2 separate regions of the Homo sapiens genome follow, and region 1 is linked to region 2. The links are chromatin contacts, found by Hi-C or POLR2A ChIA-PET in ENCODE. All regions are on one chromosome and are shown on one strand. Each heading gives the region's core, a stretch centred on a gene start or an enhancer-like site at or near the end of the contact. The rest is flanking DNA. Distances are from core to core; before and after follow the strand shown. Region 1 holds the start of PDCD1 (programmed cell death 1). Region 2 holds the start of FARP2 (FERM, ARH/RhoGEF and pleckstrin domain protein 2).

Evidence for each region. Hi-C counts contacts between places; a loop is a spot of excess contacts on that map. ChIA-PET counts read pairs that join two places held with the same protein, here RNA polymerase II (POLR2A). Pooled maps may share reads with other maps.
Region 1: a map with no recorded cell type shows a loop between it and region 2 (6-fold over the local background). The contact joins the promoter of PDCD1 here to the promoter of FARP2 in region 2. A Hi-C loop is called at or near these places in 3 of 37 single-sample maps with no recorded cell type and 6 of 50 pooled maps. POLR2A ChIA-PET finds 5 or more read pairs at or near these places in 2 of 52 experiments (CD8-positive, alpha-beta memory T cell and T-cell).

The regions. Positions count from the first base shown.
Region 1 is chr2:241,855,560-241,860,243 of GRCh38, forward strand. PDCD1 (programmed cell death 1) reads right to left here and starts at 3,335. Exons shown (of 5, transcript NM_005018.3): 1 at 3,204-3,335. The coding sequence starts at 3,279. LOC124908032 (a long non-coding RNA gene) reads left to right here and starts at 3,513. Exons shown (of 2, transcript XR_007088436.1): 1 at 3,513-4,518. LOC105373977 (a long non-coding RNA gene) reads left to right here. Exons shown (of 2, transcript XR_924076.2): 2 at 104-717. RefSeq lists an enhancer at 2,541-3,503.
Region 2 is chr2:241,355,035-241,359,915 of GRCh38, forward strand. FARP2 (FERM, ARH/RhoGEF and pleckstrin domain protein 2) reads left to right here and starts at 1,251. Exons shown (of 27, transcript NM_014808.4): 1 at 1,251-1,354. RefSeq lists a silencer at 1,039-1,588.

The DNA of each region.
Region 1 (4,684 bases), core at 2,085-4,584, 500 kb after region 2:
CAGGAGGGAGACAGAGCCCATCCCGGGGCTGTGGAACAGGCCTGTGAGGTGGCGGTGGGGGTGCTCCCGCAGAGAGACCGCATTACAGGACATTGCTTTCCAGAAGCGCACAGAAGAAGGCTGCCTGCCCCGGGCGGAGGAACCTGCTGGCCCAGACCAGACCCGGCATCTCTGACCGTGGTCCCATTAGGGACAAGGAAACCGTCCCACGGGCTGTGCTGGGATGAGGACAGCGAGCTTGTCCCTAGAGGACCTGGCAGGGGTGAGGAGTGAGGTCTTCCAACTCCTCACAGTCGTGTGTGTGTGTGGAGGTGGGAAGGGCTGTGGGCCGAACCGTGTCCCCACAGATTCCTATGTGGAAGTCCTAACCCCATGACCTCAGAAGGCGGCCTTATTAGGAATAGGGTGACGGCAGCTGGGACTAGGTAAGATGAGGGCACAGGGCTGGGTGGCCATTGACCAGCAGGCCTGGCTTCCTGTACAGAGTCACCCGTGCAGAGATGAAGGCAGAGCCTGGGGGATGCTTCTGAACCCAGGAACACAGAGGGTGGCCACAAAACCCCCCAGCCAGGAGAAGCTGAGCAGAGCCCTCTCGGAGCACAGGGAGCCGACCCTGTGGCCCCTCGGTCCTGCATGTCCAGCCCCCCACGGCGGGAGGACAGGCTCTGTTTTTAAGCCACAGCCGGGAGAGGCTGAGCAGAGCCCCTCAGAGCACAGGGGAGCCGACCCTGCGGAGCTCCATCCTGCACGTCCAGCCCTCAGTCGGCGAGAGGGCAGGCTCTGTTTAAAAGCCACTCGGTCGGCGGAGCTTTGTCATGGCAGCTCCAGCCGCCCAGTCCCCAAAGCAAATGTGTCAATATTCTTAGTTATTGATTCTAGGTGAGGGATATTCATTGTTTTTAAACGTTTTTGTATATTTTTCAAAATAGTCCGTTTAAAATCTGACTTCAAAAGTTTGACTTTAAAAATCAGACTTTAAAAATATGTGTCATGGAGGCCAGATGCAGTGGCTTATGCCTGTAATCCCAGTACTTGGGGAGGCTGAGGTGGGAGGACCATTTGAGCCCAGCCTGGGGAACATAGCGAGACCCTGTCTCTAAAAAAAATGGAAGAAATTAGCCTGGCAGGGTGGCACGTGCCTATAGTCCCAGCTACTCTGGAGGCAGAGGTGGGAGAATTGCTTGAGCCCCGGAGGTCGAGTGAGCCGAGATCACACCACTGCACTCCAGCCTGGGTGACAGAGCAAGACCCTGTCACTAAAAGAAACAAACAAAAAAGTGTCAGGGGCTGGGCTGGGTAGTTTTCACAGATGACCCGATTTAATCCTCAGGACGCAGCCTTGCCAGGAGGCGTCCTCACCCATGACCCAAAGCACACGGAGAAGTCAGTAAGGGGCCAAGTCCTGTCGAAGGCCCAGAGCTCAGCAGTGGCAGCGCTGACTGGAGCTCACAGTGGTCCCACGCCAAAGCAGAGGCTCTTATTTATGCTCCTGCCCTCGGACGGGGCCAATAAGCAGCCGGGTTGGGGATATCTCATAAAACACAAGGGAAGCACACACCTGAGGTGGGAGTGGTGGCCCCGGGAATGACCGAATGGCGAACGCAGTGAATAGATCAGGAGGGAAAAGAGGCATCCTGGAATGAAGACCACTGCGGCCGGGGTGGCCACATCTGGGTCAGGACCCACAGGACCCCAGTCATGCCCACTGCGCCTTGCTGAGTGCCCTGTGCTGTTACCAGTGGGGAAACCGAGGCATGCCACCTGTGAGAGTCTTGTCCGGCACAAGCGCGGGCACCTGAGGCACGAGTGTCAGGCTGCGGACACCTTGCTCTTATCTTTCCCGCCTGGGTCGGGGAGGGTGGCGTCCCGAGGGCGTGCCTGAAGAGCCGGGACACGGGGGGAGAGGCTCGGCTCCCCTCCTGCCTCGCTCAGCTCCCCCTCCCCTGTGACGAGCGCCCCTCTGCCCTCTGGTTCCCCCGCAGTCGTCTCCCTGGGATGCCTTTTGGCCCTTTGCTCTTTGCCTTTTGCCCAGAATCTCCAGTTCTGAGTCCTGAGTGACCCACGGGCCAACCTTAAGAGGTGGCGCTGAGGCAGGAAGGCACGGCCCTGACAAGGATGCTGCCTCAGGTGCCGGGGAGCAGGCCCCGGGAGAGGGGCCGAGGTGGGGAACCCCCAGTCGCCTGCCACAGTGAAGGGGCACCAGGACCCCCGGGGCAGGAGCCTCGAGGGGGTGTCAGGGCGGCCCCAGGGGTGCCCCTCATCTTGTCCTCCCAGTGGTGTCACACCCCGGTACCCAGCAGGGCCCAGAGGGACTGTCTTAGGCTTGGCCTGGGTGAAACCACCCTCCCCAGGCCTTGGCATCCCCAGGTGCAGGCTGGCTGGGCACAGAGGGCCAGCCGGGCACAGAGGGTCCAGGAGCGGGCTGTGGTCACAGTGTACACAGAGGGCCCAGGGTCACGGGCAGCCCAGGAAGAGGCTCCCTCTCTCCTCGATCCGGGAGAGTGAGGCCAAGGCCTCCCCCACGGATGGTCTGAACAGGGCTCGGGGAGAGCCCTGGAATCTGGGCAGAGACCCAGGCGGGCACAATCCCCACCCAGGAGGGATCCTGGAGACAGAAGAACTGTCCTCACTCGAACAGGTACACTTTGGATATAATGAGAAAAATATCACCAGCTCATCTAAACTTTGACGTCGTAAAGCCAAGGTTAGTCCCACATGGGGCTCATCCCATCCTTAGGAAAACTCGAGTGAGGACCAAGGATGCCTGGGCAAGGCAGAGCCGCCACGCAGACTCCCCACGGCCAAGGTTTGGGGTTCTGGCCAGCCTGACCCGTCATTCTACAGAAACACGCAGCCCCAAGGACCGGCTGAGAGGGGACAGAGGTCCTGCCTGCCCAGGAGCAAAGAGGGGACTTGGGCCAGGGGAGGAGTTGGGGCCCAGAGAGGAACCCAGGAGTTCGAGCTGCCCAAAGCCACACAGCTCAGGGTAAGGGGCAGAGCTGGGGGCCAAGGCTGGGCCTGCCACAGCACCCCCCGACCTGCCAGGGACTGAGAGTGAAAGGTCCCTCCAGACCCCTCGCTCCGGGACCCCTGGGCTGCCAGGGCCAGGCCCGCCTCAGCACCCCCCGACCTGCCAGGGACTGAGGGTGGAAGGTCCCTCCAGACCCCTGGCTCTGGGACACCTGACCGCCGACCCCACCTACCTAAGAACCATCCTGGCCGCCAGCCCAGTTGTAGCACCGCCCAGACGACTGGCCAGGGCGCCTGTGGGATCTGCATGCCTGGAGCAGCCCCACCAGAGTGCCGCCTTCTCCACTGCTCAGGCGGAGGTGAGCGGAAGGGAAACTGTCCCAGGTCAGGTTGAAGGGAGGGTGCCCGCCCCTTGCTCCCGCCCCCTCTTCCTCCACATCCACGTGGGCGAGAGTGACAGAGGCAGTGCTGGGGGAGGAGGGGTGAGGAGGGGGTAGGACTGGGGAGAGGGTGGGGGAGGGAGAGAGAGACAGAGACAGGGAGACAGAGGAGATGGGGAGGAGGTGGGCCCGTGGCCCCCACGCCCTACCCCGTGGGGGTCTCCCCAGCTCAGGGCCCCTTCCTCCTCTGTGTCTCTGCTCACTGCTGTGGCCTCTTTCCATATCCCGCCCGAGCTGCCCCTCCTGAGGCTGCCGGGTGGGGGCAGGCCCTTCTCCTCCCCCATCCCCCCCATCTCCCTGGGGGCCGGGCCTCCCTGCCTGGGGAAGGTGGGTGGCCCCCTCTGGGCTCAGGTTCCTGGGCTGCAGTGAGGGGTGGGCTCAACCCCACTCCCATTCTGTCGGAGCCTCTGGGAGCCTCCCGGCTGCCCACAGCCTCTGCCCCTGCTGGGGGCAGGTGCCTGGCCTCTGCCTTCCCGGCCCATCCCCCTTCGCTGGGGCACAGGTGACCCTACTGAATGACAACTGTCCATGGCTAATCGGCTCCCCCTCAAAGCTTCCACCTTGTGGATGGCCTCACACCATGGCCACAGTTCCAGATCTTTCCACCGTGTGATGCCTGCAACAGCCTGACGGGGGGGCTGGGGCGGTGGCAGGGGCTGGCTGTGAGGCTGACCTCCCCTTCCAGCCTTGACCTTCTTCCCCGGGGCCCTGCCCTCCAGCCCACTCGTGCCAGGGTGGGGTGGTTCAGGGGGTCCAGTGCCTGGGCCTGGCTGGCGGCCCGGCGTTTGTGAAATGGCTTGCTTATCTCCTTGTATTCTGTGCTGAGCATTTTATTACAGCGAATGGAAAACAGGAGAAATGAAACTGCTGATATTAGTGATGAGATGCGTCAGGCTCATCAGCTTAAAATAACCGAAGCGAGGCTAGAAACCGCCTGACAGCTGGCGCGGCTGCCTGGCTCCGAGAGACACTCGGCCCGGCTCTGAAGGGAAAACATTAAAGCACCGAAACAGTGGAAAAAGAGCATCAAAGATGATGTCTGCGAGGCGCGGCCACGGCGAGGAAGCTCTCGTTTATGAACAAAGGGCCACTCCCGGGTCTCAGAGATGTGAGGCTGTGTGGGTGGCTTGGTGGGGAGGTGGGGGGGGCCCAGCTGGCCAGGTGGGCTTGGCGGGGGGCCCCCAGGGAGCCTGGCAGCACCCACTGTGCTGCCAGACAGCTAAGGTGGCCCGCAGCAACTGTCTCCTGGCACACCCACCCTTGTGCCTCAGGGG
Region 2 (4,881 bases), core at 1-2,500:
CACAGCACCATAGGAGGAGTCTCTTAAGTGCCCGGGTGTTTCCTGAAGTTAATTATTCCCTCAACAGCCACATGGTGACAGTGGGTGACAGGGCCGGGCTAGGAGAGCACGATGGGTAGGGTCTTGAAGAACACATAGGAGTTCAATGAACTTCTCAAGAGAAGGGAAGTGTGCCACAGCAAGTCAGTCTTCCATTCTCGGGTGGGGGTCCCTAGGCCAGAGGAAGGCCGTCCTGGCCGCCACCACGGAGCAGCCTGTCTCAGCCTTAGCACAGCCTCGCGCGATCCTTCGATGATCCCCTTCGGTCCCTGTAGTCCCACGAGGGATGCAATGCGTTGGAGGAAGGAGGAGGCTGGCAGCCAGGGACTGAGCCAAAGGGTGCAAGGACAGCCGGCAAGGCCCGGGCCAAGACCTATCCCCGCCCAGCGAGCCAGGCCTCGCCCAGCACCTATCCGCGCCCAGCAAGCCTAGGCCTCGCCCAGCACCTATCCGCGCCCAGCAAGCCTAGGCCTCGCCCAGCACCTATCCGCGCCCAGCGAGCCTAGACCTCGCCCAAGACCTAGCCCCGCCCAGCGAGCCGACTCCCCGCCCAGGACCTAGCCCCGCCCAGCGAGCCGACTCCCCGCCCAGGACCTAGCCCCGCCCAGCGAGCCGACTCCCCGCCCAGGACCTAGCCCCGCCCAGCGAGCCGACTCCCCGCCCAGGACCTAGCCCCGCCCAGCGAGCCGACTCCCCGCCCAGGACCTAGCCCCGCCCAGCGAGCCGACTCCCCGCCCAGGACCTAGCCCCGCCCAGCGAGCCGACTCCCCGCCCAGGACCTAGCCCCGCCCAGCGAGCCGACTCCCCGCCCAGGACCTAGCCCCGCCCAGCGAGCCGACTCCCCGCCCAGGACCTAGCCCCGCCCAGCGAGCCGACTCCCCGCCCAGGACCTAGCCCCACCCAACGAGCCGACTCCCCGCCCAAGATCTAGCCCCGCCCAGCGAGCCTTGGCTTCGCCTAGGACATTGCCTCGCTCAGCAAGCCGACGCCCCGCCCAACGAGCCGAGCGCTGCACAGATTTATATCCTACGCAGCTGCCTGCCTGCTCCCGCCCCTTCTCCGTCCGTTCACCAATCAGAACTCGATCTTGCGCTTTCAGGCCGCGGGACGGGAAGGCTCCGCCCTGGCGCCCCGCAGGCCAATCGACTGCGCGTCCGCGTCGCGGGGGCGGGGTCAGGGCGGGGCGCGCTGCGCGGGGGCTGCCGGCGGGCAGTTGGGAGCAGGCGACGCCGACGCGAGTCTGGCGGCTGCTGCTTGCGACTGCGGAGGCCGGGCGAGGCCGGTGAGGACGCGGCGGGCGAGCGAGAGGCCGAGGGTGAGGACGTGAAGCGGCCTGGGCGCGTGGGGCAGGGGTGGGCCTCTCCGGGTGGGCGGCGAAGCCCGAGGCCCGAGGCGAGAGGCCCAGGCGGGGGGGGCGCTGAGGCCGCGGTCCACCAGAGATGGTCCCGCCCGGCCTCTGAAGGCCATCGTGAGGCGGCTGGAGCTCCTAGGCGGGTCCGGGTTAGAGGAGCGTCCGTCTGTAGGGAGCCTGCCGCGTGGGGGCAGGCGGGGCGGTGGGCCGGGGAGTGGCCCGCGTGGACTCCCGGGTTGAGGGGTGCCGCGTGGAGGAGGCCGGTGGGGCTGTAGACCGGGGAGTGTCCCGCGTGGACTCGCGGGTTGAGTTGTGCCCCGTGGAGGCCGGCAGGGCCGTGGGCCGGGGAGTGTCCCATCCCGGAAGGACACCCCAGAGTGGGCCATAGGGACCCGCAGGGTATGGGCCTGGAGGTGCCTGGTGGAGGCATTTTGAGCCGTTTGCCTTTTTAGCATTTCTTTAAATTGTATCTTAAAGGTGGGAATCAAGTGTTAGGTGTTAATATTTTTACTCCACTAAGGGCTAGAAATACTCATAAGCCAGTGGGTAGCCTTTGGGAAACCCATGAAAACTGGGGACCAGAATATGGCCCAGTACATTACACACCCGAATTACGGGCACCTTTTCCGTTTACGCTATGGCAGCAACCCCTGGCCTATCATGTGCCATTAATGGATGTGAAAAGCAGAAATTAGAACAAGGCATCATTGAAGGAAAGATTGTCAATACATAGTGTTAAAAAGGGATGGGCAAATTTAAAACCCAAGGCCAAATCTTTAAAGGGTGGTTTTTCTCTCTGGGTTTTTGTTTTTGTTTTGTTTCCGTGGGATATTTTTGTCTGGGCCACTGTGTAAATGTTTGATAACCCTGAGGTGGCAGTGGGTTAGCGTGTTGGTCTTGTGTAGACTGCCTTATAACAGGCGACACAGATTTTCTCAGTACCAGAGAGATGGGAGAGGACATTTGAGGTAGGGAAGCATGGAGTAACCTTTACTTGTAGGCCAAATATAATTTAAATTTTCTACATCTGCTTGTTGAAAGTTTTGTTTTGTTTTGTTTTTTGAGGTCCTTAAAGGTTTAGGAAGCACTTCATGCTCGTTATTTATTCAGTTTTCCAAAACTCTTCAGAGACATGACCAAGTTGCACAGCCCCGTTTTAAAGTAGAGGAAAGGGAGGTTGAGAGAGGTGGAATGACCAGTTTAGGGTCACACCTAGGGTACTTGCAAATACCATCTGTACTTCTCATGTGCCCTATCCTTGTTGCAGATTCTCATTAGGTGGTTCACTGTTAACAAACTAAATGCTGATGATGCAGTTTCCTGGACTGCAGACGTTTGCTGGCTTATTTACCTATAGGACTATCAGTCGTTAGTAAATTTCCAGGTTCCTTGTATACTAATTCCTTTCCCAAAGAGGAAGTTGATATAAGGTGTATTCATTTCTCTCTGCCTCAGGTTCCTTATTCAAAAAATGAGTTTAAAATTTACTTGGCCAGGCACAGTGGCTGTAATCCCAGCACTTTGGGAGGCCGAGGCAGGCAGATTGCATGAGCTCAGGGGTTCCAGACCAGCCTGCTCAACAGGGCGAAACCCCATCTCTACTAAAAATACAAAAATTAGCTGGGCTGGTGGCGCACGCCTGTAATCATAGCTACTTGAGAGGCTGAGGCACGAGAATCACTTGAACCCAGGAGGTGGAGGTTGCATTGAGCCAAGATTGTGCCACTGCACTTCATCCTGGGCGACAGAGCGAGACTCTGTCTCAAAAAAATAAAAAAATAAATAAAAAAAGCTGTGTTAACAAGATGCCTGGCACAAGGTAAGTGCTTAATAAATGTTAGCCATTATTATTATCAGGTGGACAAATAATCCGAGTAGAAAGTAGAACAAGCTAACCCTGGATATTTACAAAAAACAGTAGAGAAAAAATTAGGCAATAATTAAGCAAATTTATCCTGTTTAGAGGGAATGGTATGAACTGGATTGCCAAAGCAAAGATCAATGCATGGGCAATTCCATGTGAGCTCATTTAAATCCATTTGGCCCAAAGAATTCAGTTGCTTCCTTCCTTTCCAAACACCCCTGCTTCTAGTCACATCAATACCTCTTCTATATTCGGACAGTAACAGATTTTTCTTACTGCTGCTTGTCCTTTCAGTTTTGTTCTTATTTTTCCTTCACCCACTTTCATATCAGCTTGCCAGCTTCCCCTTTACTCAGTGCGTCATGAGCTTCATAAACACAGCATAGTGCTAGATATACAGGCAAAACCCCATTGTAGTGTTGGATACTGAGCTGAGGTAATTCCGGTCATGTTCTCTGAGATCAGAATATAGAGTCCTTTGACCATAGCGTATTTGTCAATGCCACAGGGAGTTGAAAAGTTGAGGATCCTACAAAGCAATATGATAAAGCCCAGTCTTTGGTGATTTTCTGGGGAGCGTTTAGTTGACAGTGATTCTATAAATTGGTCTAATCTTTTTGGAAAGTAGCAGTATGTGGCAAAGATTTTGATTTTGGAATCACACTTTTCAAAACAATCTGATAAACTTTGTTGTGTCAGTAGGGTAGAGTACTCCATAGCAAGTAAACATGCTTCCACAAGCTGAATCCCATCCTCCCATCCAAGGAAAATTTGAACCATTTTGATCCATGGAAATATGCTTTAAAATGTGACTTAACTGAAAAGTTGAAATGGTGTGTACACAGCAATCATAGTGTTGTAAAAATACATGAGGAGGTGAACAGGATCAGGAGGGTAGTTAGAGTGTTGTAAGTGGTTTTATTTTAAGAGTCATGAATTGTTTTCCCCTAAACTGGTGTTTTAGCTTATTGCCATTTTAAAATTCAAAAACAAAAAGGCCCTATAATGTTGTAGGATGCAGTGATGAATCTTGCTTAATCCCATCTTTCCCCTTCCCCGCCCATCCTCCTGATTGCTTCCCAAAATGAAAATGTGGTCATGTCCTATCCCAGCTGCAAAACCTACTTTGGTATGAGATTCCAACCAGTTGGCCCACTAGAGCTCGCGCAGCACAACCCCAGGCCACCTCCCCACCTCCCCTCGGGTGTCTCAGCCCAACTATACTCATCCTTTCCCAGCTGCTCCTGCAGTTTCTATGTAGTCCTCTGCCTGTGCACACACTATGTCCTTTGTCCACCTGGTCTCCTGTTCCCCTGTGAGGAAAGCTGCTCCAGGTCAGGCTAGCCAGCGGTGCTGCCTCTTTCTTTCTGCTCTCTCTGTGACTGCAGTGGGCAGGTAGTACTGGTTACTTTCTCAGTCGTCTCCCTTTCTGAATTAAACTTCTGTATCTTTGTGTGCTCTGTGCACACCATGCAATCACGATGGGGTTGAGGCCGCTTGTGGAGCTGAGTGACTGCTAACAAATCACTAACCTTTCTGAGCCTGAGTTCCTTGATGCCAGCTGCACATGGTTATTGTGAGGATTAAATGAGATGACATAAGCGAAGGGCTTGACATGCATCTCCTT